Regions from separate parts of the Homo sapiens genome. Here region 2 is linked to region 1. A link is a contact called in ENCODE Hi-C data. All regions are on one chromosome and are shown on one strand. Each heading gives the region's core, a stretch centred on a gene start or an enhancer-like site at or near the end of the contact. The rest is flanking DNA. Distances are from core to core; before and after follow the strand shown.

What was found. Hi-C counts contacts between places; a loop is a spot of excess contacts on that map. Pooled maps may share reads with other maps.
Region 2: a pooled map shows a loop between it and region 1 (4-fold over the local background). The contact joins the promoter of COL15A1-AS1 here to the promoter of GABBR2 in region 1. A Hi-C loop is called at or near these places in 1 of 50 pooled maps.

The regions. Positions count from the first base shown.
Region 1 is chr9:98,707,567-98,710,424 of GRCh38, forward strand. It overlaps GABBR2 (gamma-aminobutyric acid type B receptor subunit 2), which reads right to left and starts at 1,369. Exons shown (of 19, transcript NM_005458.8): 1 at 851-1,369. The coding sequence starts at 1,171. RefSeq lists enhancers at 138-708, 2,461-2,755.
Region 2 is chr9:98,943,402-98,946,259 of GRCh38, forward strand. COL15A1-AS1 (COL15A1 antisense RNA 1) reads right to left here and starts at 1,251. Exons shown (of 1, transcript NR_198999.1): 1 at 1-1,251. It overlaps COL15A1 (collagen type XV alpha 1 chain), which reads left to right and starts at 506. Exons shown (of 42, transcript NM_001855.5): 1 at 506-671; 2 at 761-849. The coding sequence starts at 661.

The sequences.
Region 1 (2,858 bases), core at 119-2,618:
GGAAAGCCCTTGGCTCTCTGGCTCCGCTCCGGACTGCTCTCCAAGTCTGTGCTCCGGCTGCTAGGTCGGATGCTTCAAGCCTGAGCCGTGAGAAACTGCCTGCAGCCGCCCGGCCAACAGCAGCGGCGCGGCCGGACACCACTGCACGTCCGGGACGAGAACTGCCAGGGCACTTTCTGAGCAACTAACCCGAGGCAGGGGTCTCCTGAAATCGCTCTGGCCACAGGCAGCGCCGGGCACGTCCAGGCAGAAGCGCTGCAGAGCCGGTGGCCCCACACTTGCCCGCGCGGAGCGGGCTCAGAGCTGCTGGCGCGCACCAGGCGCCCAGCCACGCTGCACGCTCAAGCCCCTTGGGTTCCGGAGCCTTCCGGACCTCAAAGCGCGGCTCGGCTTCCCTGGGGGCCTGTGAGCAGGCCCGCGGCCCCTCCGGCCCTGGGTGGCCCAGTTTGCAGTCAATGCGCCTGTTCCTCCCACTCGGTACCTCGCAGCCCCATGAGCGGGACCTGGACAGGGACAATCAATGTAGGCCTTTGGGGGTCCAGCCCCCACCTTCTCCACTCCTTTTTCTCTGGTCAAAAGAGACCCCAGTCTTCTATCCCACCCCCACCCCTCCCCACACACACATACACACATAAGACCAGAGGAGGGGGTGCTTGGCAAATGTTACCAGCTGTGCCAGCCAAGCCCAGCAGGACCGCGGGGGTGAACACTGGGCACCAGCCCTCTCTGCCCTCGGCAGGCGCGGGCCGGTCAATCGGGGATCTGACCAAAGGCCGGAGGTTGCCTGTGTCCAAACCACCCACCCCAATGCCCCCCGAAGCCCCGACGGCAGGGGCAGCCGGACACTCACCTCCGTGTCATAGAGCCGCAGGTCGAGGAAGTAGGGGCGCAGGAGTGACTCGTTGCGGATCTGCTCGATGGCCAGTTCCACGGCGGGGAGCACACCGCGCCCGATGCTGCCCTTGGCCACCTCCTTGGTGAGCGGCATGAGGCCCATGATGGAGAGCGGCGGGCTGCTGGGCGGCGGCCGGGGGGCGCCCCGCGCCCAGCCCCAGGCCCCGGGCGCCAGAGGCAGCAGCAGCGGCAGCAGCAGTAGCAGTAGCAGGCGCGCGGGCGGCGGTGGCGGCGGCGGCGGCGGCCCGGGCTGCCCGGAGCTCCGCGGGGAAGCCATGCCGCGCCGCGGGCTGCGGGCGCCGGCTCACTCGGCCCGCATGGCCTGGCCCGGCCCGCCGCCCCGCGCCAAGGTCTTCCCGCGGCGCCCGCGCAATGGCGCCGGCCCGGGCCCCGGCTCCGTCTCGGGCTAGGGTTCCGGCTCGGCTCAGAACGGCCGCGGCGGCGGCGGCGGCAGCGGCGGCGCCCGTGACGGATCAATCACGCCGGGAAGGGGTGGGAGCGAGCGGAGTGCGGGAGGCGGGGAGCAAGCGAGCAAACGCGGAGAGGGGGGCCGGCGTCTCCGCGCGCGCCTCTCTCCAGCGCGGCCGCCCCGCACCGGGCCGCCTCCGCCCGCCCCCGTGCGCGCTCTGAACCGCTCTCCCGCCGGGAGCTGCTAGGCGGCAGCCCCTGGAGCTCGGCCGGGGGAGGGCGGACGGCAGGAAACGCGGGAGGCGAAGGCGAGGCTGCTCAGGGGCGGCTCGGGCCGCCTCCAGGGACGGGGACGAGCCGTGCGCGCCGGGGGAGGGGGAGGCGCTGGCGCTGCGGCGGCCGCGGGGAGGGCCACCTTCCCAGCACACGCACACACGCGCCCCCGGCCCTCCGCTGCGCCAGCTGCCGCTGCCCGCCGACCGCTGACCTCCAGGCACCAGAGCGCCCGGGGACAGCGATCTGGGAACCGGGACCGCGCGCTGGCACACGCAGTGGCCGCCGCCGCTCCGCCGAGCGCTGCCTGTAGCACCTGCACGGTGGTTTGGAACCGCTTCTCGGAGGTCTGGCCGGGAAGGTCTGGGCAGGAGAATGTTCCACGAAGGCGTCCCAGAGGCATCTGCAGCCTACGCTCTCCCGTTCTTTTCTGGCGCCCACGAGCCCCTGACCGAGTCCCGGGGGTCGCTGAAGACGCCCACGGGTGCTCGAACGCCCGTTGGTGCCAGGCTGCCCGGCCTTTAGGGCCTTGGCTGAGGACACCCCTTTCCTCCCCACCAGACGGAGCGACCGCCCTTTGCCAACCCCAAGCAAAGCTGGGGTCCCAACCTTACGTGCGCTACCGCCCCCTCCAGGCATTTGACCTCCCCGCGTCCCCATTCTTGATGGGCCCCGCCCTAGAAGTCTCCCGGGGTGGGAGCACTATCCTCAGGCCAGGGCGGGGCCGCGCGCCCCTGGACTTGGCCCTCTCTCTGCCAGGTCGCACTGGCCAATCTTAGCCAAAGCAGTCCCGAGCCAGATGTACCCGAGTGAGCTGACCTAAGACCTTGGGTTCCTTGTGCCTCTGCATACTTCAAGAATAGGAAACGTGATCATTAATCTATAAAGTCCCAGGGGCTGATTAATGCGAGGAACACAGTAGGACATCAAATCACAAAACATACTTGAGCCTGAACCAGGGACTGTGGAAGATATCGACGACCTTGTAACAAGAATGGAAGTTTGACCTTCGCTGAGTACTTACTGTGTGCCTTATGATGTAATCCCCACAACTGCCCTGTAAGCATACTGTGTTACTCACCCTTACTTTACAGGCGAATACACTGGTGCTCAGAGAGGTTCTGTAGCTAGTGGAAGCACACAGAGCTACTGAAGGACCGGAACCCAGAGCCAGCAGGAACTCCGTGCACAGTGCAGTGGGAGCCAGGGATGTGGGACTGCAAGTTTCCTCTCCAGGAGGAGCACTGCCCTGACTCAGTTGCTCTGGACATCGATTCCCTCCG
Region 2 (2,858 bases), core at 1-2,500, 240 kb after region 1:
GCCCCCAGGCAGGTCCACTCCTGGGCATTCAAGTCGGTCCATGTGTCAGGCGTGCAGGGTGGGTCACAGCATCTAGGAGCTCAGTGCAGCTTGGGACTTTGGGACATACGCTCCACCTCTCTGAGCCTCAGTCTCCTTGTCCATCATATAAGGAAATCACTGATTCCAGCCTTCCTGGGCTGTGGAGAGGATTCCCTCAGCGGCTGTGAAAGAGTGCTTTCTTGCGGGTCAGCCCCGACAGGACAGACTTAAGGGCGGGAGGGAGCCCATCCCGCTTGCCCCAACGAACGCGGGCGCGGGGCTTTCCTCGCAGGTTACATAAGGCAGCCGCGGGTGGAGGCAGCAGAGGCGAGCGCACGTCCGTCGAGGGGGAAAGGGGCGTGGGGAGGCGGCCGGGGCGGCCGGTATCCCCCGGGCGTGAGTGCGCAGCGCGCGGGGGAGCGCAGGGCGCGGCGGAGTCGGGTTTCAGAGCGCGGGTGACTCGGGGCGCGGGCCGGGAGCCGGGATTCTGCCCGCCGCCGCCGCTGCCGAGCGCCGCCTTTGTTCCCTGCAGGAAGGGCGAGCGCGGCGGCCAGCGCTCAGCGACCCTTCGTCCTCCGCTAAGCTCCAACGCTCTGCTCGACTAGCCGCGCGCCTTCCGGGGCTCCGCAGACCCGCGAGATGGCACCAAGGTAAGACCCGCTTCTCTGCTTCCTCGCGTCCCGGGCCCCTCCAATACTCTTGCCCGCCTCACCTTTTCTCCCTCGGGCACATCTTGCAGGAGGAACAACGGGCAGTGCTGGTGTCTGCTGATGCTGCTCTCGGTCTCCACGCCCCTCCCTGCTGTCACCCAGACCCGCGGTGCGACAGGTAAGCAACCCGGTCGGAGGGTGGCACCGGCTGCCTCCGCGCCCGTGGGGGAAGTCGGTTTTGGCGGCGGACGCGGCTGCGATGCGTGCCTCATTCCTGGACATAAAAGGGAGTCTTGCCACTCAGTGCGCACTGGCGGTCCCGCGGGCGGCTACCTCCTGGCAGTGCAGGGGTTATAGCTGTGAATGGGATCCCTGGGCAGCTGGGGCGGTTGGAGCGTTGTCTGGGCACCCGAGATGTCTGAGCTGGGTGCGGAGCCTCCAATCTTAGGCAGAGAGGGACTTCAGAAACAGCGCCAGCGCCAGCGCCAACAGCCTCAGCGCACCCAGCGCCAGCAGCTTAGGTTGTGCGTGCTGGCTGGCTTCTGGTAAGGGCAGGTCTGGTGCCTCTCCGCACACAGGTGCGAAGCATGAACACCGGGAGGGACATCTGGGGCTTTTGCTGCTCAAGAAATAACGGAACTGAATTGCTCGGTTGCTTAACCCAGCTCTGAGTTACCTAAGCGGTCACGTCTATCATGGGCAGTGGCTCCACCGGTGGTGGAAAGAGCTGTGGCCTGGAAGCCAGAGATCTGATCCCTTCCGTTCCCCGGGCCTCAGTTTCTCCAGCAGAACTCAGGCGGTTGGCTGAATAGTAAGATATAAGTTAAAGTAGACCTAAGTTAAAATGGGCCTCGGTTAAGGTCAGACTGCCTGGGTTTGAACTGTGGCTGGCTGAGTGATCTTGGGCAATGGATTTCATCGCTCTGTGCCTCAGTTTCCCCATCTGAAAAAGGCGATTAATTAGACCATTTTACCTTCCTAGAAATGTTGTGAATATTAGAGAAATTAGAAATAATGTGCTTCCCATGATTCCAGTATATACTAGGCACAAAATAAGTGATAGAAATTACTGCTTGATTCTTGCAGTAACTATGTGTTGGAAAGCAATGCAAGTATTTTTATTTTTATTTTAGATTCAGGGAGTGGTCATGTGTGGTTTTTTACAAGGGTATATTGCACGGTGCTGAGGTTTGGGCTTCTATTAATCCCATCGCAATGCAGGTATTTTTATAACATTGAGGTTGAGAGAAGCTTAGAAAGTGGCCAGTCCAAAAGCCAGGACTTGAATCCAGGTCTGTAGGCTCTTGCCCTTGCTCAGCTCTTTCTCCATGCAGTTTTGCAGAAGAGCCATGCTTTCTATAGCTTCTGACCCCCTCCCCTTTGAATTTGGGGGATTAGTACACATCTTCAATTGAATAAGGGAACAGAAAGTCTAGGAAACAACCTCTAGTCGGCCCAAAGGAAACGGGATTGAGAAGGTGGCCTTGGTTAACTCTTTGTTTGCCTGAAGAAGCCCAAGACAGCCCATTGTCTCCTGGGCAACAAGACCCAAATCCGATGATAGCTTTTCCTGCCAGAGTGTCCAGCCTGGCATTTATTGCAGATCAAAGGGCAGCTGGAGTATAGTTTTAGCTTCTCAGCCCCATGGCTCATGTCAGAAAGTTGCAATTTTGCATATGATATAGGGCCCTGCCAACTCAGTGGCAGAGGCCAACTTTGGGTTCCATGGTCTTTTGTGAACTTTGCTGCAACTTCCAGTTTCCCAAAAGGAAGATGGATCTGGGGATAGGAACTTTGGTGTTTCTTTCTCCTCCTGTGTGTGTCTCTGGGATCCCTCAGTGTCAGGGCTGTTGTTTCTAACACAAAGGAAGCCCTATTCCCATTTATAATGTAAAAAGGGAGGGCCAGCAAACCTTCAGGAGCTGAGAACGGTCTAAGGAGGGCCATTTGCAACTGATGGGTTTTCAGTGCCCCTTTGGGGATGTGAAACGATTCCTAAAAATGTAAACTATCCTCCTGCAAACTGCATTTGTAATGCAATTTAATATCCCTAATACTTATAAAACACTTTGTATATCCAGGTGGAGGTGTGAACATGTTCATATTTCATTCATCCAATCCTTACAACCACTCCAGGAGGTGAGGACTGAGAACAGTTACTATCTCTGTTTTTCAGATGAAGAAACA